Regions from separate parts of the Homo sapiens genome. Here region 2 is linked to region 1. Evidence: chromatin loops called from intact Hi-C (ENCODE). Cell type or tissue: dorsolateral prefrontal cortex. All regions are shown on one strand. Each heading gives the region's core, and the rest is flanking DNA. Links, peaks and the distances in the headings are about the cores only.

The links. Hi-C counts contacts between places; a loop is a spot of excess contacts. Peaks named below come from ENCODE experiments on the same cell type or tissue, not always from the same donor. Only the 100,000 strongest peaks of a DNase experiment are listed, where the experiment ranks them.
Region 2: it touches region 1 in a loop (2.0-fold over the local background); 3 of 110 quality-filtered maps call a loop at or near these places.

Annotation. Positions count from the first base shown.
Region 1 is chr18:10,433,673-10,449,587 of GRCh38, forward strand. No RefSeq gene overlaps it. Among named protein-coding and RNA genes, the nearest start is that of APCDD1, 13 kb to the right of the region's middle. In dorsolateral prefrontal cortex, for the core only: CTCF peaks have their summits at 8,994 and 9,195; DNase peaks (open chromatin) are centred at 9,059 and 9,530; H3K4me3 peaks cover 493 bases; H3K27ac peaks cover 2,828 bases.
Region 2 is chr18:10,023,994-10,039,908 of GRCh38, forward strand. LOC105371983 (a long non-coding RNA gene) reads right to left here and starts at 4,952. Exons shown (of 3, transcript XR_935135.2): 1 at 4,721-4,952; 2 at 3,811-3,927; 3 at 3,247-3,359. RefSeq lists a silencer at 8,477-8,626 and an enhancer at 11,087-11,588. In dorsolateral prefrontal cortex, for the core only: CTCF peaks have their summits at 8,560 (motif pointing right) and 8,761; a DNase peak (open chromatin) is centred at 8,499; H3K4me3 peaks cover 1,036 bases; H3K27ac peaks cover 875 bases; H3K27me3 peaks cover 576 bases.

The sequences.
Region 1 (15,915 bases), core at 5,145-13,144:
CACTCAGGCTTCCAGCATAGTTTGCCTCTTTTCCTCCTCATCCATGTGCTGCCCCCAAACACCTGCCTCAGGTCATGGCGTCTCCCACCCAGGTCACCTCCGGAGCTTCCTCCCTGCCTGAGTCTCACCCTCTTCTAATCAGTCATTCATACGACTTTCAAAGTGATTTTTTAAAAACAAAAACCTTGTGCGGGGCACAGTGGCTCATGCCTGTAATCCCAGCACTTCAGGAGGCTGAGGCTGGCAGATTGCCTGAGCTCAGGAGTACAAGACCAGCCTGGGCAACAGGGTGAAACCCCATCTCTATTAAAATACAAAAAATTAGCTGAGCATGGTGGTGGGTGCCTGTAATCCCAGCTACTTGGGAGGCTGAGGCAGGAGAATTGCTTGAACCCAGGAGGCGGAGGTTGCAGTGAGCTGAGATCACGCCACTGCACTCCAACCTGGGTGACAGAGCAAGACTCTGTCTCCTCACCGCCACCACCCCCCCCAACCCACAGCAAAAAAAAAAAACACCTTGTGATTCTCCCATGTTTACCGCCCTTTTTATGACTCCCAGTGGCTTTCCAGTTAAAGCCCCTTGACCTGGCCCAGGACAATCAGGGTGTGAATTATGCCCACCTGTCTGGTCTCATCCTCTTGCTGTTCCCAGGTGGCCAACTGTCCAAGTTTGCCCAGGACTGTCCTGGTTTTTGTCCTGCGTTGGGGAACCTCTCAGCCCCTGGCAAGCCAGGGAAATTGGTCTCCTCACCTGGGCCCTTCCCTACAGCCCTAAGACTTCCCCAAAGTCTTCCTACCTGGGGCTTCCCCCTTGGCATTTACAAAAGTATGCCTAGGATGGTCCTCTCCTTTTATTCCTCCTGCAAAACCCACCCAGCATCTCCTCCTCTAGGACAGTGGTTCTCCAAGGGTAGGCTCCCAACCACCAACAGCAGCAGCCCCTGGGGGACTTTCTAGGACTTTCTTGGGCCTCACCCCAGATCTATTGAATCAAACTGTAAGAGTGGGGCCCAGCAATCCTCCAGGGGGTTCTGGGGCATGCTGAAGTATGAGAAGTTTGGGAGCAGTGACCTGCTTCCCAAAGCAGACTTGCCTAGTCCCCTCCACACATTACCATGGGCCTGGTTCCTATTTTTATTATTGTACCCATCCCACTAAATTGCAATTATCTGCTAACATGTCTATCTCCCCAACCCAACTACAATTTCTTTGCAGTGTTGCCACTTTCTGTTGCTTTCCAGGTAATATCAGTCTATGTTTATATATCCTTGGCAGTTTTATTAGCTCTTTTATTAAGAGAACATGCTTCTTAAGTTATATTTAGTCTCCTAAGTCAAACCATGTCGGAGAGAAATATGTAATCCTAGTGAGAGGATTGTCAGAAAATGAAGAGGAGCAGGTGCTTATATGCTTCCTTGAAGTATCTGTATGGGTAAATATTGCCCTAATTCTCAATAAAAGTCACAGATCTTGGATACTGTCATTTAATACTGGAACAATAGACAGCTTTTCTCCTGCTCTAAGGATTGCCACCACTTTTCAAACTATCTTATCCCTTGAACTCTAAGGCTGTACACTGAACTTTCAGGCACTTTAAAAAATAAAAAACAAAACAAAGCCTCTGACTTCTCCCAATCACTCCTGAGCATTTCACAGTCTGAGTTTGCACTGTCTTTGTACTAGGAAGAACCCTCACTTTTGATCTCAATTAAAAACACTACCACATGTCTGCTATTAATAATGACAGCAATTTACTTCTGTTGAAATTGAAAGGCTTCGATTCACTTTGAAAATCCTAAATGCATTTCACATGGTTTACAGTCATATTTCAAAGCTTTCTTCTCCTTTATAGGTTTTTCTTTCCTTTGTGTTTTTAAAATAGGCTTAATCTTCAAAGTTTATGGTGGCCATTTGGTGTCTGAAGATGTAGATCTAGGCATACACATATGTATGCATATGTGTGTATGTTTATATTGATTTTATATTGATGTTGATATTTATATGTTGTGGTCAAACAAACCGTTCTGCCTTCTGGGCCAGCTTGTTATTGTTCATGTGAATATAATTTAACTGGTTTTGTTTCCAGAATTTTTACTTGACATGTTGAAAGTCAGTGAATCTAATGAAAAAGAAAAGGAAAAAAAACCTTGCAATGAGGAAACATGATTGTTTTCAGCAAACCACATGTGACATTTCAGATGTATGTTTTATATGGTATTGTCTTGAAAGAGCATACAATTGGCATGATTTTTAAAAGTAAATCATTAGGAGAAAACCTAAAACAACTAATTAACATTCATCAAATACATAAGAAGAAATGTGATTTTGACCACATCAAATGGCCAATCTTCATGCGCTGAACATTTGAAAAACAGATCCTGATTCAAAAGGATTTTTTCTCCCCCAAACAAGTGCTAATGTTCTGGAAGGGCTAGATGGGTCCGGAAAGGACACCTGGAAGCAGTTAGGGTAAGACTTCCCAATATTCAGTAGGAAGCAAATCCTATGCCAGGGCCTTGGCTTGCCGAAGGACTCAGAAAACAGGTTCAAAACTAGGTAAATGGTTTGTAAGGTTATAACTTGGAAGATTCACTTTTAAAGTTGTCTTAAAGCCATTAACAACAAAGTTTGGGTTTTTGACTGGAATTCATTCAATCGAGTAGCTTAGCTGTCCCATTTTTGCTGAATGGACACAAAATAAGCCCACGTGCAATCATGCAATTAACTACAATATAGTTAATCCAGGAAATGTTGTATCTTTATGATGGAACAGCTGAGCATTTTAATTTATTCATTAATTTATTTGTTCATTACTGAAATAATGATTGGGTCCATTAGATGCTCTACAAATTAAATCTTTTTGCACTTGTTCAGTAACTATTGTGAATTCCTAACAGATAGCATATTTTATTATATTGCCTTTTTAACTTAAGTTTGTGCCCAAGAGTTGAACAGACCAAATATTTTAGGATTATATATTCATGGAGCCATAAAGTGAAAGGCGTAGATAGATGTTGGAGTGGTGATTAACGAGAAACTAGATGGAAGTGACAATATATTGGTGAATCAAAAGTAGGCAGGTAAACAAACTGAAAATTCAAATGCTGCTGTATTATTATCTCCACAGGAGTATGCAATTAAAATCAATTAAATATTAATCATAAAGAACTCAGTTAAAATAACCAGATTTCAGTGAACATACAGAATATGCAAATCTTTGCAATGAAGTTAACATGGCATACACTATCCTGAACAGACTAATGCAGGAAAAGAAAACCAAACACTGCATGTTCTCACTAATAAGTGGGAACTAAACATTGAGTACACAAGGACACAAAGCGGGGAACAGCAGACAGTGAGGCCTACTTAAGAGTGGAGGGTGGAGAGGATCAAAAAACTACCTGCTGGGAACTATGCGTATTATGTGGGTGTTGAAATAATCTGTACACCAAACCCACAAGACATGCAATTTACCTATATAACAAATCTGCACATGTATTCCTAAACTTAAAATCAAAGGTTTTTTATTTAAAGTTAATGTGGCATAAACATTCACCAAAATTCCACTTTACAGCATATCATTTATATGAGCCCTTTAAAAAAAAACTGGTATTATTTAGTAAACCAATTATTCAAAATGTATCAAAATTAGAGGCTGGAAATAGCCTTTTAAGACAAATGCAATTAAATTAAACAGGTTACTATAGTCAAGTGGTCAACAATTTCTGTATGATTTTTCATGTACTGCTATCAGCTATTTTTGACCCTTGCTTATTAATATAATGTTAAAAATCTCATAGTCAATATGTTTATAAATAGTTAAACATTTAAAATTATACACACTTTCTCAGGTTAATACTCTTTGTCCTTCACTTCTTATTTGAGACATGAAATTAGCAAATTTCAGTAATCTCCTTGAAGTTTTAAATTTAGCTTTAAATTTTATATAGTGCAATTAAAGCGCCTTCTAACTTTAGAAGAAAGTTCAGTGGAGAAGAGATCATCTTCCATTTGCCTCACCTGAAGGAAAGAAATCAAATTTCTCCAAATTTATAAAACATTTAGAGCCGAGGTCTATTATCACTATTTTTTTTTTACCACATTAGTCCTATTGATTAAAGAAAAAAAAAGTGTCACACTGCTATTTCCTTAAGGAGACATATAGGAAGACTAAGATTTTTAAAATGATGAGATGAAGGTAAACCAAGCAATATTTTAAAGGTTATCAATGATACATAAATCTTGTTCCTTCATGGTTGACTATGCTTTTTTGAAAATCTTGCCTTAGCACTTTGTGATAAAGTGATTTAAATATCTGGCTCTCAGCTCATTTATCTGATTCTTTGCTGTAGTGGCTCTGGTGGCTGAAGATGGCAAGACTCACATTACATAGCTACAAATGGAAGAAACTCTATTGGCTGGGCATCCTAAATCACACCACTTATTTTTCAATCCCATCCACCAATTTCATCAGTGTTTTAGAAATTTACATAAAAAGTTTTCATTTCCTTACCTCAATCAAGATTTTGCAGTGTTCTGTTTCTTTGCAAACTAATCAGAAAGTTTTGCACTTTAATTTTTGGACATTAAATTGGACATTTGAGAGAATTTTCTTTCCAACTGTTTGAAAAGAGTTTGGAAGAGTTTGGAAGAGTAGAGATATGAAGGTTTTTGTATTATTTTAGTAACAAAATCATATAATGATTGAAATAATCACAAACATCTATTTTCATCTTTTTCTACAGCAAGTGTTTCTTTTGAAACCCTTCCTTCCTTCCTTCCTCCCCCCCCTTCCCTCCTTCCTTCTTTTTTAAGTCACTTTTAAGTCACTTTTACTATTATTTATTTTTGAGGCTTGCTTCTCTAGGAGATAGCTTCCCACCGACCACCCAACAAAAACCCTGCTAGGTAGCTCTCCACTGACATGGAATGAATTTTTGTTATAGAAAAGGTCAGAATTTCTAAAACATGTTGCCTTTTATTAATAAGAAATAATGCACTACTTATTTGTATATTAGACAACTTTTCTAAGAACTTTACCATAAAATAGCAGTAAACTTCAGTGTGGTAGAAAAGATTTTCATGTTAACTCAGAATCTCATTACAAAATATTGTAAGTATTTCCATTTAAAATTCTTAGTGAGGCCAGGCATGGTAGCTCATGCCTATAATCCCAGCACTTTTGGAGGCTAAGGCAGGTAGATCACTTGAGGTCGGGAGATCAAGACAAGCCAGGCCAACATGGCGAAACCCCATCTCTACTAAAAATACAAAAATTAGCTGGGCATGGTGGTGTATGCCTGTGGGAGGCTGAGGCAGGAGAATTGCTTGAACCTGAGAGGCAGAAGTTGCAGTGAGCCGAGATCACACCATTGCCCTCCAGCTTGGCCAACAGAAGGAGACTCCATGTTAAAAAAAAAAAAAAAAAAAAAAAAAAAAAAAAAAAAAAAAAAAAAAGATTATTAGTGAATATTAGTGAAAGATCCAGTGGCTGACACCCTAGGCAGATGACATGCCACCTGTCATGGACTGGAAGGGAACAGGGAGAAAAGGTGCCTCCTTCTGTGTGGGGGTCCCCATGGGCACACGGCATTTGATGTGTGATTCAAGACTTCCTGACATACAGACCAACTGAGGATCATGGGCCAGCCTATGAATTAAAAATTAGGGAATCTTCAGTATTTCTTATTTTTAACATAAGAATAACAATAAGGCAAAGTACTACTATTTCCTTCCTGTCCCAACTAAGGCAGGAGGCACACACACACCACTTTGGAAACCTCCTCCCTGGCTTTCCCAGTCATGCCCTGTGTTTCTATCCTCCAGTCTCCAACCTACTTTCTGCCTGGGAAGAGGCAAAGCTATAGCTGCATTGAATGATGTAACATCAACACGTGCCAGTAATACCCTAAAAAGCTCTAGCTAAGTCTATGTTCTCCCTAGAAAACCTCTACCTACTAGGGGTTAGGGAAAGCTTTGATGATGTTCCATGAACTTTGCTGGCAGGGCTTACCTAGGAGTAAAAGCTCTCTGAGCACAGGGAGGGGCATGGGGAGTTTCTTCAACCTCTCTCAGTACACAGGGTTGGGACTCCAATAGCCCAGGCCTGAGCCTGTGACAATGAATATGACACGCTGAGCTCACCTCCCGGCAACCCAGGCATCCCCGACTTCTCAGGACCACAGTCCCAGGTGTCGGAGATTTGAGTCAGCTCTCCTGTCTGACCTCTCATCTCAACGTCCAGCGTCGTCCTCCATCTTCACGTCTCAACACGTTACTTTCTATTCCCAATTTGTTTTCCCTGGCTTCATCTCCTAGATACCTTCTATAAGGAGGCCTGCCAGTTTCCTCCTTCTGAGCTTTAGAGAAGATGGAGGGAATTTCAAGTGGGTTGAGTCAAAGGAAAACACGTGGGCCTGCAGAGCCCAGGATCAGCCAGTCCTCAAACCTGGCTTCCTCTTGACACAGTCGCAGGGGCCGGAATCCACTCAGGAGCTCCAGTGCAGAATCAGGCAGCCCCATGGGGCAGCCATGCAGAAAGCCTGAGTAACTTCAAGGGGCCCCAAGGCAGAAAGCCCCCAGGAACACAAAGGGAGTCCTCCTATGCCTAATGCAGTTAGTAAGAAAGGAACTCTCATTTCTGTGTCTTGTGAGGTGGTCACACAGACCCAGCCCCTGCCTAAGCCCCATTGCCTCTCGGTTCGTGTCCCCATACCTGGACTCTATGCCTTCTCTGTCTTTTCCTCCTATCCTTGACCTCTTTCCTGGTTCAGGACACAGCTTTTCTCATGATCAAAGAAAACTTGGATTCTGTTGGAGACAGGAAGCCCAAACCCAGAGCATGAGGCTCCCGTAAGGGATTTTTCTTCAAGCGTGCTAAGAAGTACAAGAAGAGGCCATGGGGAGAGGAATCTTAAGGACCCTCCGACAACACAGGCATGATTCTAACCATCATCTCAGGAGGTAATCAAAGCTCAAAGACCAAACCATCTGAGGGCACTGAATGCCGACTATGTCCCAGGGACTGTCGTAAACGTCATGTAATTTATTCTTACAGTTCCCTTAGATAGTTATGATGATGATGCTCATTTTTCAGATACAGCGACTGGCATCCAGAGATCTGCTGTAATGACCCCACAAAGCTAGTAATTTCACAAAGCTAGTAAGTGATAGCCCGGGTTGCACCAGGTCTCCTGACTCTGTCCAGTCCTCTTTCCGCCATCCACAGTCTGTCTCAACTGTCAGGTATGTAGAAGGTCTTTAAACATGCGAGCTCACTTCCCACTTCTGAGGCTGTGAGGAAATGGTACTCCCTTCACTTTGGGCATAAAAGCAATGAACATAATCCAGGATATGAGAGAAAATTTTCTGCCTTGTCAAATACTCCAAACATCAGTCTATCATTGGCCTCTAGGGAATCAGTTCATTATTACAAGCTGAGTGTGCAGACAGTAAGTAGACAATTACAGGAAACCCTAGGGACATCTGTCAGGGTCTTGTAGTAGACATTTTTCATTTTTTCTGGCCTCCCAACTAGGGAACTCCATGGACGTGATTAGTGGAGGAGCCCACCTCCCACAGAAAAGCTAAAAATGCCTGCCCCCTCACAGGTAGGGGGTTCAGGTATGAGATCTAGGTATTGCCAAACAGCCCATCCACCCTAAGTTTGGATCATAAGCTTGTGGTGATAAGACGGGTTCTCTAGGAATCCTTTCTGCTATGGGTGGGGGCAGCAGGGGCAGCCAGCCACCATTTCAGAGGGGACAGGGCCATAGTTCTAGTGGCTATTTCCAGAGCCCAATGTCAGTGGTGTCTGTGAGGCAATCTGCACTGTCCGGTCTGATGGTGCAGTGACTATGTCTTTACAAGGCCAGCTCTATGCTTTGTGATTAAATTAACCAAACTTAGCTTCTGCTGCTCTACAACTGAAGGCCCTCCTAGCTTGTGCAATCTGATAAGTGGATCCAGGGCTGTCTGGAGTACTGCAGTCTGCTCTCATAATTGGCTGTGGACATGGTCCCAGGCAAAGGCCAGCACCGGGAGGAGCTCACCTGCTCAGCTTCTCTCTGGGCTGCTCACCCGTCACCACTATTGAACTTTCCATGGTCATCTCATCGAATCTTCACAGCAGCCATCAGAGATCAGCTCTGCTGCTGCCACCACTTTACAAAGGAGAAAGTGGGTGTTCAAGAGATCCAGTGATAGTGCTGGGTGTGGTGGCTCATGCTTGTAATTTCAGCACTTTGGGAGGCTGAGGTGGGCAGATCCCTTGAGGTTAGGAGTTCGAGACCTGACTGGCCAACATGGTGAAACCCCATCTCCACTAAAAATATGAAAACTAGCCAGGCGTGGTGGCACGCACCTGTAATCCCAGCTGCTCAGGAGGCTAAACCTCCTGCTCTTGAACCCAGGAGGTGGAGGTTGTAATCACCCGAGATCGCACCGCTGCACTCCAGCCTGGGAGACAGAGGGAAAGTCTGTCTCAAAAAAAAAAAAAAAAACAACAGAGAGAGAGAGAGAGATCCAGCGATGCATCAGAGTCACACCGATACAGTGAAAACCTCGTTGCAGCGCATCAGACACCAACGTCCGCACTTCTACATGCTACAGCACTCCAGCCTCACCAGCCATTCCTCCCAGACTCAGAGCTATTTATTACCACACAGATCAGCAACTCGTTGCTAACCCTGACAGGGGTCTCACCTTTGATCCAGCATGAACTGATTTTAAAATGGGGAACAGGTTTCAACCTAGACATTCAGACCTCTGCTGCCAATAGCACAAGTTTGAGACACACCTCAAACAGCCAATTCAAGTCATGTCAAATGCAGCTGTGACCTTCAATGCGACTGAAAAAATGTTTGCCTAAAAAACTGTTGAGTACTTAGCCTTAAGGAACAGAATAGAAAGTGCTCTTCCACCATTAGGCAGTCTGTGGCACTCTCTCCTGGGAGCCTGCTGCAATGTCCTGCCTTAGAGGACAAACACCCTATCACTGATAACACAGTCTAGTGGTTTTACGTTGCCAGACCATGAAACACTATCAGAATCCTCCCTGTGCCTCTGATCAGCTGCCTCTCTGCCTTGGCCCTGTGGGTCCTAACTACCGTGGTGCTACATCGTTAAAAATCTCTTTTGTCATCTGTGTTGAGGCTGGGGGAGGCCATCATGGAGTTGGGACAATAGAAAATCAGTGCTCTGAATGCTCATTCAATGCAGATACAAGGCCCAATAATGCCTCCTTGTGCATGGGTCTTTTTGAACAGACGGTTTGTTTTAGTGTTACAAAGCCATGTTGTCTAATCTAGTGACACGTCTCCACTTTATGTAAAAGGAGTGGGTTCTGGACTTTATGGTTTTAATATTGTCTTTTTTGTATGAATGTTCATGTTAAAATGCTCAAAGAAGATTGTAAACTGGCTGGCAGTATTAACTTTGTCCAATTCTGCTTTGTTTTTCTCTAACTTATTCAGTTTATTCATATTACCATGTGTATTTTGTAAATGTATGAAGTGGGCACCACACACACGTGCACACACACACAAAGCTTGATTGTTTAACAGCTGCCTAAAGATGGCTTCATTTGGGTAATAATATACAATGTCCTTTAATACCATTTTTTTGTGTGTGTAAATTCAGGCTGTATTTTAGTCATTATGCATATTTTATGAACTTTAAATTAAATTGCACCCCAAAAAGAAAATGAAAGCTAAACCATCCCATTTCTGCTTTTGTAACAGAAGTTTTGTAAAAACTTCATAAGAACTTGTATCTCCACTTGAAATGAAATTAACTTAATGGGTCGAAGACACCACATCTTCATAGTGCTAGAAAAAGTTGTTCTACTTCTAAAGAAGAAAATAAACAAAGGGGAAATTTCAAATAAACATGGACAGTACACCTCTCAGTAGGACTAAAAGAAACTTCTCTTTGCATTTCCCATGTCTTTTAAAGAGTCATGAGGCTTACTGCAGTCCAGAGAAATGTTTTTAGGTTTTTTGTTTGTTTTTGTCTTTTTGTTTCTATTTATTTTAACTTCAAAGAGTTTTGTATCTAAATGGAATAGAAAGTGCAAAAAATTGCATGGGAAGTCTGGTAAGAACATATCTTTGCTTTCATCTGCAAGATTGGCAAACCTCTAGCAATCCTCCGGTGTCTGTCAAGGTCTGTACCACTTATTTATTTAAGCCAGGTACACTAATTTTTATAATGAGCTATAAATAAGCTTGTTATGGCAGACATTTATGAGATTAAGGTCCCAAACATAAAGATAGACTACTTATCTTTTCCTTAGATAATAGTGAAATACCAGAGTAATTTGTTTGGGTCTTGGGCCAGCCATCACTCACTCCACCCAGCCCCAGGCCACTGTCGCCAATTTTGGAGCCTTTGACACATCTTGAGATCCATCTAGAGCCTGCAAAATCCATCCTGACACAGCCTGCTACTTGCAGGTATCCTCAGCCTTTTCCATCTCACAGTGTTCTTGGACAATACGGAGGATCATCACCATATTCAATGCCAGCTCTTGCCAGGTGTGGAATGCATCAACTGCTCATCTATTGGAAAGGACCTCAGGAGTGGGGCCACAGGCCAGCAGGGACGAGCACTAGAAATCACAGATCCCCAGCTTGCTAGTGATGGAGAAATCACCACTAGGAAATGGAAGAGAGTGATCAAGACAAAGTGTGAGATAAAAAGTTGGTAGTCTTTGGTTACTGCCCTGCATGTGAAGTCTTTCTCAGTAATACCTTATATCCCCTCTCTCCCAGGGGAGAGTGAGGAGAAGGGAGGGAAAGGAAGGGGAAAGAAAGGGAGAGTGAGGGAGGGAACTGTATGTGAGAAGCAGACAATCCTAAAAATCCAACTAACAGGTGTGGTGGCGATCTGTAGACAAGTCCCACTCTTCCTTTTTGCTTTCACGTGGGAAAGAGAAAGGTTTTGCAACCTGATTAATGGCTCAGATAATTGAGATCCTGGATCTACATTACATAAAGTGGAAAACAGAATAGAACTAGATAACATTTACAAGTTAGAACAGAACCAAAAGACAACACTCAGTGACGTTACCAAATTCCCCACCCCCGGCTAAAATCAATAAATAAAACGACCACAGCTATAATGTAAATGAAAGAGAAATCTGGCTGGCCCAGGGCTCAAGATAAACACAGCAAAGCCAAGTCTCCACCACTCCCTCCAAACTCACACCCCAAGAGGGGGAGGGCGGTCTCTGAAACACAGGTCAGTGGTTCACCGGTGGTAAAGGTGACAGCGACACATCGTGAGTGCCATGGAATTCCACCTTTCCAGGTCTCTTCTGGCTCAGGGCTTCACTTGCAGTTTAAATGCAAAAATCCAGATAAAGGCTAATGCTTTTGAACTTACAAATTATTTATATTTTAGCATGAATGCATTTATAAGATCAATTCTTATTCTGTTAAGAAAGAAAGACAGAGGACATAAGAATACTCTGGTATCTTTTGGGAGGATGAGGGCAGAAAAAAGAAGCCCAAAGAGATGAATGTTGAGCCCTGCAAAGCAGAGCACAGCGCAGGGGACCTGGGAGTGAGAGAAGCTGGGAAGTATTTCTCACTGAGAGTCTTTCGTCTAGTCTGGAAGCCTTCTGTTCCTTCCTAATGAAAGTAGTGGTGCACTTAAGAACATGGTGTCTGAAATACAGTGGATGCTAAGTAAATATTCATTGAATGTATGAGTGACTCAAAGTAGACATGGAAAGCACATGTCCACGTTCCAAGCAATAGTCATAATAGGTGGCATAGAATGTGGGAGGACTTAAACGGAGGCAATCGGAGCTGCAGCCCCTTGGGCCACCCCACTTGACCATGGATGAAGCACATTCAGGAATCAGGCAGTGCATTAAGTACTTTCCATCATCCGCTTCCCTAACCCACCATAGACTCTAAGCAGCAACTCACATCGCTCTTAGGACCACTGGCTTGCACAAGGAGTCACAAGTGGCAAGTGATAGAATCAGAATTTTCATCCTGTTCCGACAAACCCCAAAGCCTGTACTCTTAACCACAGGTGATGCTGCCTCCCTTCTTATGGAAAAAGTGAAAATATATTATGATTCCTTCAACTCTTATCACCAGTGTTTGGCAAGACCTTAGAGATAACTCAGTAGATTCTCTTGGGAAATTCTAGAAAACCACTGGTTTTCAAATGAAGAGTGTATCTGCCGGCAGTAGTTCCCACACACATGTGACTAGACTTGTCACTGTAGAGATCTTAATTTTCAAAAATATACATGTGTAAGAGGAAGAATAAGATTTGGTTCTCAGTAAAGCTTTGTGGAACAAAAAAAGGTCTGACATGCTTCTCTCCTTACTGCTTGGCTCTCTGTATACGGCATTCTTCAAGGATTGTGCTGCAACAATTCTTTTCCTTATTCTTCTTTATTCTCAGATCTACCTATTCTCTGGCTGGTTGGAGAGAGATAATTTTGTTTTCAAATTATTTTGGTAATAGATGATTTCAGTTTTTGCTTCTCTAGAAGTCTCTGGCCACAGCCGTGCTTAACCAGCCACCTATCTCTTGGAGCTAACCTGGCCAGCAGCAGATAGAATACAGCATATTTGTCAGCATCACTTATTATCCAAGGTGAGGATTTAGGTCTTGGAGCTGGACAACACATAGGTGGATGTGTCCTCTGGTGGTAGTTGTAGTAACTCCTGACTGGAAGCACTTTATAGTTCCTCCATTCCAGCATCTTCTACACCCCAGGGGTCAGACCTGCATGAATGAATGCTTGGGTTCCATGGCAGGGATTTCTTTCTGGCACAGTGGGAGGTGAATGTGTGGGAGGGGGTAGGGGAGGGTCTTTAAAGCAAAGTTTTGTGCAGGTGATTGGTCAAGATTTAAAACCCAAGCTATTGAATTCAGTACAATAGGCTGGGTCAGCCGTCTTCAGATGGCTTTATAACAAGACGACCCACCTTGAAGAGTGTTTGCTTTCATGAGGTCTGTCTGCCACAGTGGCTTCCATGGAATTGGTGACAATGTGCACCAAGTTAATTTCAGCTTGGGGTGGGAATGGCTTCGTCTCTTTTCCATAAAGCATGAACAACTGCTGCCCTTATCGTCCCCTCCCTGTATTCTTGGAGGGCCACTAGTCTTAGCATACTCTGCACATCCAGCTATGCAGTGGCAAAGAACGTTTTCTGTACTTTGTTCTGCATTAAAATACAGGAAAGGCAGTTTGAGGACCTATAAAGTATGGCAGATTGCACACGGGAATGTGGCCTCTGATGTCTCTGCTTGTCTGTCACTCTCCCAGACAATCCAGGCCTGCTCTGCAACAAGAATAGATTCTTCTGGAATGTTTTCCCCATGGCTCACCCTCATGGAAGCACAAAGGCCATCCCACAGAGGGGCACAAAGGAAACAGCTATGACGAGCAAGGCCAACACAACACAAAACAACACCCACAAGTACCACAGGTAAGACTGACATTGCTTAGTTTACTGTGTTAAAAGACTGTATAATGGTTAGAAACCAGGGGCTTGTGGTGAAGTAGAAAATACTTGGATACCAGAACAGGAAAGCCTAACATATCTTTAGAAGCAGCAAAGGTGGAATTGATGCAATGAAGAAAGGAATTTGTGATGTGGTATACACATTTAACAGGAATCTGGCATACAATTAATTGAATACACATAATGTTTCATAAGGCCCTTGCTTTCCAAGTTTTTAACCATTATGAGAGATAAAATATGACCTTGAAGCACAGGAAGTGGAAGTGGAGGTGGAAGAGGCCCTAAAATGAGATGAGGAGACCTGGAATCTAAATAAGAGTTCATACTCAGGAGAAGGTCTGACTTCAAGGGGTCTCGGTTTCCTCGTAGCCCTAAACCCTCCGCTGAGACTCAAGGCTCTCTTCCACCCATCACGGGTGGACATCACCTCCGCAAGATGAAGAGTTCCACCTAAGTGCTGCTTGCATCTACTTCTACTGATGATTTTGGAGTTGCTCAACCCTCGAGTTCCAAGAGAAAAGCACAAAGGTCTGGTCTAAATGCCAGCAGTACAGCTTTACAGTTTACCACCTGCTGCATCTCTGGGGCACCCTGTGGACACCACATCTGATGGAGACTGTGCTCATCCAGCTATCTCACAGGGGGAGATGTTTTGCGCCCACCGCTGTATGGCCGTCCCCACTGACATAAGATCAGCCAACTGATTGACCTCTTATGCCCAGAGACTCCTGCCTAAACCTGCTGTCCTGTAGCTCATTCTGGATGAGCTCATAGCCATGTTGATCTTTTGTTCTATAAATTCTCCAGACTTTGGTTGGTGTCCTTGACCCTGCTTCAAGAAATTTTCCTTGCCACTGCAGAGCAACGTGTGCTGAGTACGCAGACTTAGAGGCTCTCCAAGAATACAGGGATTGGGAGTAGAAGCAGCAGATAGTTCATGCTTTACACAAGTAAGGCTAAGCCATTCCCAGACCAAGCTGAACTTAACGTGGTGCACATTATGATGCTAGTCTCTTCTCCAGTATGATTTGCCACCATATTTGCTGTTGTTCATTTAACTCGAATGGGTCTGCTGGAGTAAAACATTTGGTTTCATCTAATCAATCAAGAGTCTATGAAGAGTTACTAATTTAGGCACTGGGCTAAAGCCTATGAAAAATTTAGAGACACAGTGTAAGACAATAAACTATACAAGCATGTAAGGTTTTCTTAGGTTTATAGGGTTAATTTATTTTTGACTCTGGGGCATTTTTTTTTTTTTCTTTTAGAGACAAGATCTCTGTCTGTCGCCCAGGCTGGAGTGCAGTGGTGCAATCATAGCTCACTGTAGCCTTGACCTCCTGGGCTCAAGCGATCCTCCCACCTCAGCCTCTCAAGTTGCTGGGACTAGAGGCATGTGCGACCATGCCTGGCTGATTAAAAAAAAATTGTAGAAACAGGGTCTTGCAGTGTTTCCCATGATGGTCTCGAACTCCTGATCTCAAGCAATCCTCCAGCCTTGGGTTTGTGTCTGTTTGTAGAAGTTTTCTCTTTTTGTAAGGACAGAAGCATCAAAGTCACCAACTTCTGTATGTGAAAATAAAACACATTCTAAGTTAGCACCTGGTATGCTCTCGCAGAACAGAAGGTACATAAACCCTCAGCGCCTGTAGAGGCATCTCAAAACTCTCTGAACTTCAAGTTTGCGTCTTTACATTAAACAGCCTTGGCTGTCCTCTGACCCTCAAAAAAAATGGCATGGTGATCAAAGGAGACCATGTATTTGAAAAATCTTTTGAGCATTTCAAAGTTTTATACAACTATGGAGATTAGGCATCGTGTGAACTTTGTGATGTTGAATTTGGTGGCCCAGAGGACTGTTCTGTTTTCGCTTAGCTCTGCTTTAGAGACCTAAGTTTCAGCTAGATGAAATGTGATTTCATATGGCTCCTCTCCCTGAATATGCACAATCCAAAACACACACACACAAATGTGTACATTCTAAAAGGACTAGTCAAGTCCTAATACTGAAAATTTCAGAGATTCATGGCAGTGGGCAGCATTTTAGTAGTTAGCTGGTCCACTTGCCTATCTTACAGCGTGCAATAATCTGTTTTAAACACTAAAACGTTTGAATATTTTATGCATGAAATAATGAACTATAGTACCAGATACCAACTGCAATAAATGTCCAAATAGCCTATGTAACATTCCTACCTTTCCCCTTTAGCTTGAATGTCTCAAAACACATCTAAATCAATTTTTCTACTTTCTACTTTTTTTTTCTGTCTAGTCTTAGAGCTGCAAATAGCACCTTACTGAGAGCCAGAAAACCCAGTGACTCTGCCCCTTTAAAGTTGTGACTTTTAGGCAAACCACTCTTTGGCCTCAGTTTTCCCATCTGCAAAGAGAGACTAGTAATAGCTGAATTATCTCAATG
Region 2 (15,915 bases), core at 5,067-13,066, 410 kb before region 1:
GAGTGTCACAGCCTCTTCACACTGGACAATCTCCTCCCACATTCGGCCCATAGAGGGGGAGGCCCACTCCAGCCAAGACTTGTCAACCAGAAACCTGAAACGATAGCAGGTGCTTCTAAAATAACCTTCCCTTCAGCAGATAGGCCTCTGTCATACGACTTTTAATTGCTTGTCAAATATTTGACTAAAATTGAGTAGTTTTCCTTCAGGGAAAGTTGGTACTCTTAAGTCACTAGCAAATGAGAAGTTGGTAAAAAAAATTGGCCAGAGCACTCTGTGTGTGTACACAGCGGCGAACGGTCAATACATAACAATTTTCTGCACTGCTAGAGATTCTGTTTAATGTTTAATTTAAAAAATGACCACTTATATGAGGTATCTAAAGTAGTCAAATTCATAGAGACAGAAAATAGAATATGGTTGCCGGGGCAGCGGGGACAGGGAAGGGGTGAGCTGCTGTTTGATGGGTGTAGAGTTTCAGTTCTGTGAGATGAAAAGGTTCCAGAGATCTGTTGCATAACAACATGAATATACTTAACACTACTGAACTGTACACTTAAAAATGGTTACAATAGTAAATTTTATGTTATGTGTATTTTAGTCACAAGTAAAAAAAATTGTAGAGGAATCCATGTGGAAAGTGAACACAGTATTGATTTTTATAGTTTTAACTTCCCTGACTGATCTAAATTAAAATGTCCCTGCTATGGGAAAGGGTAAAAGTCAGAAAGGAAATAACTTCCCTTTTACTGAATTTTAGTCAACTCCTTAGACAAAGAATTGGAGAGAGATATATATATGTATATATATATATTTGCTCACACATGTAAATAATTTGTTTTTGTTTTTGTTTTTTTGAGACAGAGTCTCGCTCTGTTGCCCAGGCTGGAGTGCAGTGGTGCGATCTCAGCTCACTGCAATCTCTGCCTCCAGGGTTCAATTGATTCTCCTGCCTCAGCCTCCTGAGTGGCTGAGATTACAGATACCTGCCACCACATCTGGCTAATTTTTGTATTTTTAGTAGAGATGGGATTTCGCTATGTTGGCCAGACTGGTCTCGAACTCCTGACCTCAGGTGATCTGCCCACCTTGGCCTCCCCAAAGTGCTGAGATTATAGTCATAAGCCACCACACTGGGCCATGTAAAGAATTTGAATACACTTCTTCACATTTCAGTAAAGCTCTTTGCATGTTTTTTTGTACAAAAGAAAATCATTTCAATACTTGTTAACTTCGCAGCCATTGTAAAAGATCACTAGTGAAAGATGCTTCTGGGTATACATCCAAAAGATTTGAAATCAGTGTCCTAAAGAGATAGTTGAACACCTGTTTGCATAGCAGAATTATTTACAATAGCCAAAAGGTAGAAGCGATCCAAGTGTCCACTGACAGATGACTGGATCTACTACTCACACAACGGTGAATTACATATTCACACAATGGAATATTATTCAGCCTTAAAAGAGGGGAAATTTTGACCCATGCTACAACATGAATGGACCTTGATGACATTATGCTAAGTGAAAGAAGCTGGCTGCAAAGCAAAAGACAAATGCTGTATGATTCCACCCATATGAGGTACCTAGAGCAATCAAATTCATAGAACAGAAAGTTGAAGGGTGGTTGCTGGGGCTTCCAGGGGGCGTGGTGGGGGTGAGATTTCGTGTTTAATGGATACTGAAGTTTTGTTTTGCAAGATGAAAAGAGTTCTGGGGGTGGATGGTGGCAGTGGTTGTACAGCAATGCTAATGTACTTGATGTCACTGCACTGCCCACTTAAAAATGGTTACATTTTTTGTCATGTGTATGTAACCACGATTAATACAGGCTATAAAAATACTGTTAAAGAAAAGAGCGCTAGTTAAGGAAGCAACTCATCATTTCGCCATCTGGGTCATTCATTTTAGGAGCCGCTGGCCAAGCCATGAGCTGGGCTCACAAGACTGATAAGAGCAGTCTGCATAACTCACTCTGGTGCTCCGCATCCAAAACCAACAGGGCCTAAATCTGGTTGAAACCCATAAGTCCTGCCTCACTCTCACTCTCTTCTTTCTGACACAGAGGTCCTCTTGTCTGGATCTGGAAAGCAGTTGAAATACATAGGACCTGCCCCTGCCCGTTTGGTGTTCTTCCCACATTCTGCAGCATTTGCAGTCCCCTTCATGCATTTCCATGTGTATGAGGAAGATTTTCCAACATCAAAGTAATTTTTGCCTTTCATCATTAAAGAAAGCCTTTGATTCAACCACAATCATCTCTGAATGAGGTAATTCCTCTGAATGTTTCACTTGTAAGAATTGGCAATTCCTAAGCAAGACCACCGCCATATTGATTAAAGACGTCCACTTGGTTGGCCCTTCCAGCCTCGCCAGGTCAAACGTAACTGGAGGCCGGCCTTCTCCCACCCCAGCAAGCTGCGTGGACAGGCGACTGTGTAATGGGAAAGCTGTGCCATGAGAACGTGTACTTCCTCCACAACCACACGCTCATGTGTTGTTTTGTAAGCAACATTTCTGCTGAGGAAAGAGCAGCTGGGCACTTAAGACTCCTGGCAAAACCATAATGGTGGAAAACAAAACTTAACCTATATTTCAAGAAAAGCTGTGTTCTGTTCCCCTGATCAGCATTAGCCTGTAGGTATTTAGTTGAATTAAATGAAGGGAATGATGAAATTAATCCACATTAAAAAGCAATGAATAGTGGATTCATTAACCCAGAGAAGAGGTGGAGGGCTGCATCGTAAAAACAAAGCTCAAAGCCAAGGCTCTCGCAGCCACACCCCTGGGGTGGCTAAAACTGCAGCCGCTTTGTTAATTCTCAATGAATAATTAACCGGAGGTAGAAATATTTTTGAGTTTTAGGAGCTCTGTGTCTGTCGGTGCATCGACTGTTTAATCGGAGGCCTCTACAGTCGGTAGTTTTGGTTCACCCTGATTTTAGACCTCTCTTCTGTTCTTCCTGTTTCAAGCTCCAAGGTGGCTCAGTCCTTTTCTTCCTCCTGCTGAATCTTAGGGGGAAATTCTAGAATTATCATCATCATCCCCTTTTACAGATAAGAAAGTAGAAAGTTAAACAAGTAATTTTCTCAAAGTCACATACTGAGAAAGAGGTTGGATCCGGGAAGGTGAAAGAGGTTGGATCTGGGAAGGTGGATTCAGTGGATTAAGTGAATTAAGTGGATTAACAGCCTGGCCCTTACCCCACCTGCTGGATTGCCTTATGTTACTGGGGTATTTGCTCCCCGTTTCTTCCGGCTTCAGTCAACAGGGGCCCTGCCACTGTCAGCTCCCACCATAGGAGGCCTTCTGCTGCCGGTCCTGAACTCAGAGCCCTGTGGGCACAGTGAGACCTGCTGGGCCCTGAAAGGAGAGCAGAGAGCAGAGTGGCCACTGGCCTTGGAGGATCAGAGTGGTGATCTGGATGTGCTGGGATGATGTTCTGGTTGGGTTTTCTAGTCCATTCTGCCTGGGGTATGACAGAATTCCTGCTGGCAGAATCCCAATCCTCCCCTTATTGACATACATGGTTGCTCCCTAGGAGGCAAACTGGTTCTGGGATGGGGAGGCTGGATGGCCTCAGCTGTCTGCCTCCAGCAGGACCTGGAACCCTGACCACCCATCTCCCTGGCCTCCCCATCTGTCCTTGTGGGTTTGATATGAAGGGGCATGGGCACTATCTGCCCACCTTAAGAATGAGGGCAGTAGGGAAGTCCATGATTTTCTTCAGGGGGTCTGGAACCCTCCCTGAAGGGTAATATTCTAGCATTTCCCTTACTAAAGCAGAACATCCTCCACTGCATTCAACACTTACCATGCACACGACACAAGGCTGGACGAGAGCTATGTGGCTGGGTCCCGAGACTGGCAGGCAGCTTGCATGCTTGATGGAAGCAAATCCTTGCTAAGATGTTTCTGTTTCATTCGACACCTAGATTTCATATGTCCCAAAATTACTTACTTAAACTTTTCTTTTTTCATTTTATACTTTGAGGCCCAATAACCATGTAAACCTTGGCTTATAGTTTCCTGACTACTCTCAGAGGGCGTCATTTGCAGTGATGTTTCTTCTAGACCTTTTTTTTGGGTACATTCTCCGGGTTCTATTGTATACTTCACTCTTTTCTCTGAAATATGTGATTATTGTTTAAAAGCACTGAGTGACAATCTACATAAGGTGGTGTGTGAAGTACTACGGTATTCCTGTTATTGCTACTAGGTTTGAGTCCATGACATCTAGTATCTTCTTGCCTCTCTTCCTTTTGACCTGACAGTTACCAGCCATCCACTCCCCTCTGGAAACTGAAATCTGCACAGGCACATTTCCTTCACAAAGAGTTCACTTGACCCTGACCCAAACGTCCTCAACCTTGCATTTGACCCAGATCTGGCCCTCCTCACTAAAGCCTCCTGCACTGGCCTCCATCTGCCCTGGGGCCCTTTTCTTCTCCCAGGGCAGTTGTTTTGGAGTCTGTTTATGGCCTGTGCAGACACTTGGCTGAAATTTACCTCAGTCTCTTTCCTTTTTTCATTGAAGTTCTTATCCATTTTCTAATCGTGTCCTGCCTCCAAAAGAAATTTCTCTGTTATGGTCTTCTTCAAGCATAGTTCTCTAAATTTCAAATGGTTTAGACAGAATAAGCTGTGACTGTAGAATTCTTGCCAGAATAAGCTATGACTGTAGAATGTGACAGGATAGGATGCCACCTCCTCCCCGGACTCACATTTGACTTGGACTTTGCCTCCCAAATCCTCCTGGACATCCATGTGGGACAATGACTGCAGACCTCATTGCTTCTCTGCCCACTCCTTCCCCTCATTTGATGTGCTTGTCACGTTACTGGGGTATCTGCTCCCTGTTTCTTCTGGCTTCAGTCAACAGGGGCCCGGTCACTGTCAGTTCCCACGATAGGAGGCCTTCTGCTGTCCGTGCTGAACTCAGAGCCCTGTGGGCACAGTGAGACCTGCTGGGCCATGAAAGGAGAGCAGAGGCCTAATGAAGGCTTGTGGCTAAGCGCCAGCATCTTTCACAAGAGGGATGACAGGTGAACCAAGTGAGGAAGAGGAGGAGAGTGAAGAAGGAAGGTGAGCTGGTTTATGCCCACAGAATTCCTGCAGAGTTAGGGCTGAACCTCACTCACACACGGCTGGTGGTACCTGGGCAGGACATTCTGCCATTCCCATGTACAGCACGGTGGGTTCCTGACACATATCTGAGGTGTTTTAGTGGGGATAAAGCTTTTCATTCCACTGGTTGAAAATGCTCAGGAGAAGTATGTCCACCTTGATGCTAGCCACGCTAAGGTGTGACCGCACCTGTGTAAATCCTTCAGAGAATGAGAGATCGGCTCAGAAGGGAAGAAGAGAAAACCTTGGGTTTGGGTCACAGAGGGAAAAAGAAGACACTGGGGAGGGGCCAGGGTGTTACCCTGTGTCTGTCTCTCAGTTCTGGACAATCTGGGCTCAAGTGCACACAGGTACAGGGACATCAGCTGGGCCATGGGGTCTGGGAGGAGATTGCCTGCTTCAGGAAAGAGGTGAGACCCTGGCGATGCCTACCATAGGTGTTATTATTTATTATGAGTCCCAGGGTTGGGGGATGTTCTAAGTGGTTTTCCCTCAGTTGAAGTGGGAAGAGAAAAATGACTGGGTGTGATTTTATGCCGCTAATACACAGAGATGATCCGCACTCTGGGGCACTTTAAAGTCAGCATTTTAAGAAGCGTTGTGAGTGATGTCGCAGCTGTGAATGGGTCTTGTCCTTCGCAGTGAGGTGAGGACTGGCTTTAAGCTCCTCCAGTCTGCCCCACAACATGTGAAATTCCCTTTGTGCTTGGTGTTTGTGAAAGAAGTGTCCACTCTTGGGACGAGAGCATCCTTATCACAAGTCCGGGCTCTGGAGCCAGCTCCCAGGGTTTTCATCAGGCCTCGCCACTGGCCAGCTGGGCGGCTTCGTGTGAGTTACTAAATCTCTCTAAACAGGGTCAGTGACACGATTTGTGAGGCCCAGCACAAAATGAAAATGTGAGACCCCTTTCCAAAAATTAGAAGAGGGCATGCAGCTGAGCACTTGGCACTGTGTTACTGCCTAGGTTGCTGCCCGTGGAGCTGGCCTGGTCTTCATTTCAAGTGGATTGAAATTGTGTGGATTCAACGCGTTATTACTAAAAAGGAGCTTAGAATGGGCATTCGTGTTACTCAGAGGTGCGACACACAGGTTCAGAGAAGAGCCTTCACTGGGGTCAGGCAACTAGGGTTTAGCCTTGCTGTCCCACAAATGTACAGGGCCTCAGATAAGTCCCTTCAAGCCTTTAGGGTCTCTACTTACCGAAAGGACAGGAAAGGCTTCCCTACATCCCTCAAGGGCAGAGAGAACTCGCATTCTCTGATAGGACGAGCAACTCATCCCAGTACGATGGGACTCCCAGGGTCTCCCTCTGTCAGGAGCAAACCAGGATGGCTGGTCACTACATTTACTGGGATTTTGTCAGGCTTTTCCTGTGCAACCTATGTGCCTCGTCTCATCTCACTTAATCTCCACCACAGTGCTATGTATGAGACAGATAACATCACCCTCCTGTGACAGATGTGAAATCTGAGTTTTGAGAGGCTACGTGTGGCTGGGGTTAGTTAGAATTGGGGCTGGACTGCTCTCATCTCCAAAGCCTGTGCTTTCATCTGCATCAGTGATCCTCAAATGTTCACATCAAAAAAATGGAGTGATCCTCAATTTGTTCACATCAAAATTAGTGGGAGAGGTTAGAACCCAGAGGTTCTGATTCAGCAGTTTGGAGAAGGGGCCTGAGAACGTGCATTTCTACAGTTCCCAGGTGATGCTCATGCTGTGGTGCCTGGACCCCACTTTGAGAACCACTGTTCTGGGCCAGCGTCCTCCGTCTTGGGCTTTGGAGATGCTCGGAGAGCAGCTGGAGAGCTTTGACAATGACAACCAGGACGGGGGTCCACCGCAGAGGCTCTGCTGTGATTGGTCTGGGGCATGGCGTAGGGGGAAGGGTTCTGGAAGCTCTCCCATCATGCAATGTCCGGGTACAGCCAGGGTTGGGGTTCCTGCTCTGTACCTTGCTGTGTCCCAATGTGTGAAGACGAAATGAGGCAGTGGGTGTCAAACGGCTCTGCCACAAATGCAGGTGTTAGGTCTCCTGGCCAGAACGCTGCCGGCGCAGAACCCAAATCAGATAGTCGAGTGCATGCCTGGGCCCTTACAAACGATTAAGACCAAATCAAGGCCAAAGAAAATGAATAACAGATGTCTGGGAGATGCTGAGGCCTTAAAAGTGTTTATCACGTCTGACTTTGAGAAAATATTGGCTGGGATCAGATAAGAGGCAACTCCCGGGGCCAGCGGTGCCTTGTCCTAAGGTGCCCGCTGAGCTCAGGAGGTGCGGGCTGCAGGGCCCCAAGCAGGCGCAGGCGTCCTCCAGCCCCGGCTTCGACAGCTGACTGCTTTCCTTCTACTTGGAAAATGCTTGCTCCACTTTAGCCCACTTGTGATGGTGTCGCGGAGTAGCAGCTGTGGGAAGGGGCTTCAGGAGTTGTGGTCCTGCTCAGACAGGATGCTTGGCATTTGGGGATGGGTTGGTGAAGTTAGAAACAAAACCAAAACCCACAAACACAACAAAACATCAAAATAACAATCTCCCCCTCAACACCCAGTTAAACTTGAATTTCAGATACGCAATGAAAAATTTTGGGATAAGTATGTCCTATGCAACACTCGAGATGTATTAATACTTATACTAAGAAATTACTGTCCGGTCGTGGTGGCTCACGCCTGTAATCCCAGCACGTTGGGAGGCCGAGGCAGGTGGATCACTTAAGGTCAGGAGTTCGAGACCAGCCTGGCAAACACAGTGAAACCCCCGTCTTTACTAAAAATATAAAAAATTAGCTGGGCGTGGTGGCGGGCGCCTGTAATCCCAGTTACTCAGGGGCTAAGGCAGGAGAATCGCTTGAACCCGGAAGGCGGAGGTTGCAGCAAGCTGAGATCACACCACTGCACTCCAGCCTGGGCAACTAGAGCGAAACTCCGTTTCAAAAAAAAAATTACTCGTGGGTTCTCTGCATTCCAATTTTAGCGGGCATCTTGCGTGTTCTCTGTACCCCTATCTGGGGAGGGCTTTATTTTCTTCAATGGCGTCCCCGCGTCAGAGCCTGTGTCTTGCACTCTCCCCCTGAGTGGGTAGCAGAGGTGTTATCACAAGAAGGAAGGTTCTGGGGAGTCGAATGACAGGCTTATGCCGCTAGCAGGGCGGGCGTGCCAGGGACTAGGCCGCTTCGCAGGTTCGCTTTTCTCCTTTCCATTGCGCTGAACTCAAGGAGGAGAAGGGAAAGTGGAAGCTGCTCCACACACAGCTGAGTGTGCATGGCTGCTATGTGACAGCCTGAGGTCTGTTCGGTGACCCCCGGCCCCTCAAAGGGCCCGCAAAGACTCAGAATTAGCTCCACTTACCACGGTGCCCGCGGATGGGGGTGCGGATCAACACCCCAGCGGAAGGCCGCTCCTGGGCCCCCAGGGCCTCGCTGGCGGCCACTTGGGGGCAGCAGGCGGCAGCAGACGCCCACCCTGCCGGGGAGGTGGGGCCCGCAGGCCCCAGGACCGCTCTAGGAGCCCGGAAGGCCTGCGCAGGTGGGGGGCACCGTGTTCCGGAAGCCTGGCCCCGAGCGCTGTGCGGGGCGCCCGGGGACGCTCAGCGAGTGTCTGTCCCAGCCCTGAGCTCAGTGAAAGATTGCAGAGTCCTGGGCCCACGAGGGGGTCTCCGCTGTGTCCAGACGCCCTTCAGAGCAAAGGAGCCACAGGCGGGCGCTCTCCCAGTGTCTCTCGGGAAGCGTGACCTCGACTTCATGCCCGGGAGAAGCGGCCAAGGCCGGGCCGCGCCTGTCCAGGGAAGCCTGAACGGCCGCCCTGGGGTGTGAAGGGTGCGGGTGGGGGTGAAGTTCCTGAAGGTGAGGAGGGACTCACGCTCGGTCAGATCTGACGGGGGTTAGGAAGGCAAAGAGTTATTTTTAAAGCTCAAGAAAAAGAGAAATGAACTTCATTTCCTTTTTGTTTGGCTCCAATTCCGTGCCTGACTATTCTTTTATGCTCAGGGTTGCTCAGCAGACACTGAGGCTGTGTTTTGTTCCAAGGGACTGAGATCAAATATTAGTTTAGCGAGGGTGAGAAACATGCTCTGAGTAACGTTCATTCCTGCTGCAGTAAATCTATGAGTGCCCGATGTGGGAAAATCAGACCCCGAGCCCAGCTGCCCAGACGAGCCTCTAGCGTTTTGCCTGTTTATGGACCTGCTGATACATTTAATGTCGGGAAGCCCGGGGAGGGCAAGGCTAACACCCATGCAGCCTTTCTAACCTCTTGTGGAACTAGGAAAACAGTGTGAGCTTCCAGGAGTGTGTATTTGGGAGGGGACACATATGCCTCCACACATAACAAAATCCGTGTGCATGCTTGTGTGTACCGTTTACATGTAGTGTGTGTGTGCACCTGCATGTGTGGGTTGGTGTGCATTTCTAGACGGCAAGAAATTCCAGTAGAACTTTTGACTTTCGTACTATTCTACAGACATTCTTTTCCATCCGTCCCCTGTAATGATGACTTCAATGGGTCAGATACTCTTGAGCCTTTTCATGAACGATCTTTGCTCCAAGTCTTCCCTCAGCTTCTCACTGCCTGCATCCTTCCGCGATTAGACTGGGATCTCAGTCTATTCCCAGAGGTCTGAGACTCTCGGCAGCCCAGCAGTCGTCAGAGAGACCATGGCGGGAGGGCATCTTAGCCTTCACTCCTTCTACTGCAGGTTTGAAACTCAGGCTCCCTTAAAGGTAAACCAGGATATCACACAGATAATAATAGTATGATAATAAACTCACATTTGTATGGTGAGTTAGGATTTACAGTTTCCCTACATTTTTTTCATTTAATCCCAGAGCCAGAGCCACCAGAACGTATGTGGTCCTCACATGTTCCTCCACAAAGAGACTGATGGAGAGACAATGAGGTTAGGTAGACAGCAAGAACAATTTTGGCCGCCTCATTTTCTCAACTAATTTGAGATTTCTCTTCCAGGCTGCTGGTGCCAAGAGATGGGTGGATCGACAGGTCTTGTTAGCAAGGACAAAGGAAATTGTTTTGTTATTGGCTTAGCTGTTATTTAAAATAAAAACATAAACATAATTAAAAATAAGCACTTTGGCCAGGGGCAGTGGCTCACGCCTGTATTCCCAGCACTTTGGAAGGCCGAGACCGAGGCAGGCAGGTCACTTGACCTCAGGAGTTTGGGACCAACCTGGCCAACATGGTGAAACCTCGTCTCTACTAAAAATACAAAAATTAGCCTGGTGTGGTGGCGCGTGCCTGTAATCCCAGCTACTGGGGAGGCTGAAGCAGGAGAATCGCTCGAGCCTGGGAAGCAGAGGTTGCAGTGAGCCAAGATCATGCCACTGTACTCCAGTCTCAGGGAAAGAATGAGGCTCTGGCAAAAAAAAAAAAAAAAAAAAAAAAAAAAAATTAGCCCTTTTGGTATGGCTGTGTTTTCTCTACACACATGAACAGTTTCTTTGAAAGGACAGCTTCCTTTTCCTGACTGTGCATCATCTGACCAAATTCCAAACTTCTGTAATTCAAGGAAATAATATACTTTGTGGAAAAATTAGAAAATATATATTAGCAAAGAAAGAATAAAGGCAAGCCGTGTGCAGCCCCATTACTCTGAGATGGCCGCTGTTGCTGCCATGGTGGGCCTCATCCCAGACTTTTCTCTATGCAAGCACAAACACACATGCTCAACTCAGTTTATTTTATTTTTACAAAACGGAAGTCATTCTGTACATACTGTTTTGTAATCAAAATTTTTCTTTTTGATATATCATGAACATTTTGCCCATCATGAAATATCCTTTTAAATTGTATGCAATTCCACTGTAAACATGTGGGTTTATTTGACATCTTTATTGTTGGGCATTTTATCTTGAGTGCTTAGAATGGAAACTAATTAACCCAGGATAGGAAGGTGCTCTATCTTTTATTCTGAAGATGTTATTAACATAGATTTCCATGGATGGTGTAATGGGCCTCTAGAGGGTGGGGCCAGGTGTGGCGATGGCCCAGGAGATTCTCAGGGGAGCCTCTTCCCTCAGGAGCCCCAGGAGGCACCTTTCTCTGTCTCCGTGGCATTTAGATCCGTGGAGTATGTTCACCTGAGTGTGACCTACAAGCTTAAGGTATTAATCCATGTTCCTCCCACATGGATTAATATCCGATGTGAAATTAGTAGGGAAAAAAAGACGTGCTCCGTGGCCACTGAGCCCTTCCCAGCGGGAGGATGCAGAAGTTGGAGGAAGAGATACTGTTACATCCCGCGGGCATTAGCTGCTTGTGGTTGGGAGGCATGCCTTTGATAATCAGCATCAGTATCTCTTTCATGTCACTGAACACAAAATGAGGCTGCATCAAAGAGCCTGTTTTAGAGAAGAAATTGTTGAACAGGCTTGACTGGGTTGAACGATACCAGAGGGGCAGGATCAGAGCACAGGCCGGTCTTCCCGGCCCAGCCAGGGGCACTCACTGGCCTGACTGCAGTTCCGGCAGCTCAGAGGTTGTCACAGTGCACGCGAGTGCCTCCCCACTCGACCCTTCCATGTGCTTGGCAGCAAGGGGCATGAGTCACCTGGTGGCCAGGTGTTTGTTACTCTGAGCTTTTGAGGTGCTGCAGAACTCCAATTACATAGCCTCCCTGATTTTTTTTCCCTCCTCTCTAATACTGACTTTTTGTTAATGCCAACCTACTAGTAGATACTTGTTCTTCTTCTGACACACTTGGGCATCCAACAAAAGCTTGCAAAAGAACAGCTTTTTGTTTGCTTGCCTTCAGGAATCTGGTTCAGTGAGCACTCCAGATATGGAAGGGCTTTATAATGATTCACAGCTTTCTTTGCTGGCCTTCAGGGGAACGTGACCTGCTTAGGTTCAATTTTGTGCATGTGTGACATAATTTTCCCTTCAATAATACAGACAAACCCTGATTCTAACTCCCAGTCGAACCCACTGGTCTTCTGATCTTTTTGCATTGCTAGCATTATTTAGTCTTAAATGAATTACTTTTTTAAAAAATGTTAGCACTATCTAAAGTGAGGAAAACTCTCACAAAGAGTTTTGTATGAGAATGAAAACACATGATGTGTTTTAAACATTGGAATCCCAGAAGGAAGAAACAAGGTAGTGTTTTCAGTTATTTCCACTGAGGAGGTTTAAACAGGATAGATAGTCATGTATTAAAATCCCCAACCACTGTTTAGGACCAAGCCAAAACTTTTAAAATAGCTTTTGAATGGAGAAATGAAAGGCTCAAAACCACTGGGTAAAGTTGGAGGAGGATCGCCTCTTCTCCCTGGAATGCTTTTGCTGGTTTTTGTCCTCTTTGGTTAGATCTCACTGGTCTCGTTCCTTCTTTCACTTTTAATTGGACTGCAACACCCAGGCAGAAAACTCAGTCCCAGAAAGGATCGGAGTGGCATGGCAAATGTGAGATCAGAGGCAGGAAACCATGATGACCTCTTAGCATGGGAATGAGCTTTAAAGAACAGTGCTGCCTATCCTGATCCGGGTACCAGGAGACAGACAGCCCCAAAGGAGTGATGTGCATTGGTGAATCCAGATGTAGACTTTTTTTTTTTTTTTGAGAGACAGGGACTCACTCTGTCATCCAGAGTGGAATGCAGTGGCGCAATCATAGCTCACTGCAGCCTCGACCTCCTGGGCTCAAGCGATCCTCCTACCTCAGCCTTCCAAGTAGCTGAGACCACAGGAACACACAACCACACCTAATTTTTAAATTTTTGTAGAGATGGGGGTCTCACGATGTTGCCCAGGTTGGTCTTGAACTTGTGGGCTCAAGTGATCCTCTGCCTCAGCCTCCCAAAGTGCTGGCATTACAAACATGAGCTATTGTGCCCAGCGAGCCACAGATTTTCTTTATTAGGATGGAAGGGCTGAACTTTTTTTGGAGGTGTGGTGTTGGAGAGTTGTGGGGGGGAGCAGTGTGGGCAGTACATTGTAGGGCGCTGAGGATGTTGTTTGTTTTGATCCATACCTTGGAATCAGGAGTAACAAATATCGAAATTGGGCCCCTACCAAAGAGTGTACGCTTCGGTCAATATAGGGTGAACAGCCTTACTAAGTAACTAACCTGGTCAAAATTATTACAAGCAAGCTCCAAGTAAGCCAACGCAGACCACCTGGTGATGGGAGGACTTTGCTAACCTCTGTGAGACACACAGCTTGGGCCAGTCCATACATGGTGTTTGCTTTCCACAGGGCTTCCCGGCTGGACTGGCACCTCCTCCTCACACTGAGAAGCTCAGGTTCCTCACTGGGCCCCAGCTTTTGGAACTCAGGCCCTGCATGGCATCTCTTGTGTCCCTGTGCTTGGTAAAAGGCCTGCGTGGTTTTGGGTGAATCCATGAAGCTGGGCCCCAGTGGACTCTGTTAGTGGCATTCTCGGTTTCCTTCCATCCCTGCATTGCTCCTTCTCAGATCCATCGTCCTCCTCCCACGTAGACATCTGTCTCAAGGGACTGTCCTCACCTGCCTTCTTCTCTTCCTCTCCCTCCTCCTTCTAATATTTTCTCATCTCAACCCCATGGTTTTGTCCATTTCCTTTATGCACGCTTGGCCTGCAGGTGCCTTGGGGAGAACCCACATTTTAGTTCATCTTTGTACCCAGTGGTGCTCAGCACAGCACCTGGCACACAGCGGGTGCTCAAGACATTTGTTAAATATGTAAATGTATTTTATACATTAAACAAGTACATAAATGATGGATAAAGATGACACAAAAATGAAGTCCACCAATAATGTAAGCGTTATCTTGGCTGGTGGTTTTGCCCAAGAGCAGGGAAGATGTGCCCAGGGGGAGGCTGGGAATGCCCTCTTGCCCTGGGAGATGACTGCCCTCCTGACCACGTGGCACACAGCATGAGCGGACTTTGAATATGTGCACTTCTGTTATGACTGCAACTGTTTCCTTGGGAGAAGGAACCAAAGTAAGGAGGTCCCGTGTAAGCCATTGATACCCGAGGCCCTGCAATCTGGCTTCTCCCTGCCAAGGGCATCAGAGAGAGCAAGGCTCTCAGTGTACTAATCAACCTGTGTCCGTCAAACACACATGGCTGTGCTATGCATGGCACAGGGGAATGACGTGATCAGTAGTAAGAGGAAGAAGACAGACTGGAAAAACCCAAAATGTGTGATATCTTAATAGAAATCCCATGATTAAATCAAGGATCAAGTTTTTTTGTTTTTGTTTTTTTTTCAGATGGGCTGTTAGGGTCCCTTAAAAGCCACATTCTCTGTCCTGGCATAGCCATCCTGGGTTGAGTTCAACAAGTGTGTACTGAGCCCAGGACATCTATACATAGGCAGGATATGCACACAGATCATTGCACACAGGGAGCATCTAAGGCCCCCTGCTGGTGCTGGTGCTAGTGCTAGGGTAATGAAGACAAGACATTTGTCTCCAAGAATCTCGCTGTCTGACTGGGGAGGCCAACATGGCAACGTGTAATTTACAAATAGCATGTGGAGTGCCCTGCTATTTGTGCTCAGGGACAGGGAGGCACAGAGGAGGCATTCTCAGTTCAGCCCAGGGGTCAGGGAAGGCTTCCTGGGGAAGGTGTCTTTGGGAATTAGGATGGGTTTCTCTGTTTGAGCACATCATCACTTATTTCCTTTGCACCGAGTCTCTTGAAAGCTGATACAAAGCGAGCTTGGTAGTCTTGCACTGGAGCTGGTTTGGCAGGTTGAAATCTGGATTAGTAAACCAAGGTTTCCCTGGATTGTCTAACTTAGTGGATACCTTGGGACAGGCTTCCTACCTCACCCTGCTGCAGTGTGCTCTCCTGAAACAAATGCCACAAATGCTTGATGTGATTTGCCACTAGCTGGTGCCTGGGAAGTCTGGGTGCCCTGTGGCACTCCTGCCTGGGACAATGTAATGGATTCTGGCAAATGCATGTCTCCCAGGCACTGGAAGTGCAGAGAGCCATGAGCTGATACTAGAGGTAGCTGCACTCACGTGCCGAGTGCAGAAATCGTACATCCATTGTTTACACAATCATAAATGGGAGCGTGACATTAAAAGAAGATTAAAAGAAAAAGGAAACAAGGAAAACCCAACCAACCAGGAGAACAAAATCTTTAATCCTAAACTCCCATGAATCAGTTTGAAACCAAACCATATATTTTTAATTTATTGAACTGAAAAAATAAGGGCATCAGATTGTTTTAAATTCAGCAGATTTCCATTTTGTTTGGCTTCCTGGCCACCTATAGGATGACTAATAAGAGGATTAAAGAGGCTGGGTGTGGTGGCTCACACCTGTAATCCCAGCACTTTGGGAGGCTGAGATGGGTGGATCACCTGAGGTCAGGAGTTTGAGACCAGCCTGGCCAGCATGGTGAGACCCTGTCTCTATTAAAAATACAAAAATTAGCTGGGCCTGGTGGTGGGTGCCTATAATCCTAGCTACTTGGGAGGCTGAGACAGGAGAATCACTTGAACCTGGGAGGCGGAGGTTGTAGTGAGCCGAGATTGCGCCACTGCACTCCAGCCTGGGTAACAAAGAGCAAAACTCCATCTCAAAAAAAAGAAAAAAAGAGGATTAGAGAGAAGCTGGAGCATCCTGGCACATGGCAGTGATGAGACATCAGGCTCCTTCCACTTGACTGCTGGAGAGCAGTTGTGTCATCTGCCCCCAGGTTTCCAGTGGGGCTGGTGGTTGAGGACACCCATGCCCCATCAGCAACTGTGCCCAGGCCTCCTCAGCAGCTGGAGGTTATTCTCGGCTTCTCTTTTCCACGTCTTGACTCTCAACTCAGTTTCCTCAACTGCAGAATGGAGATAAT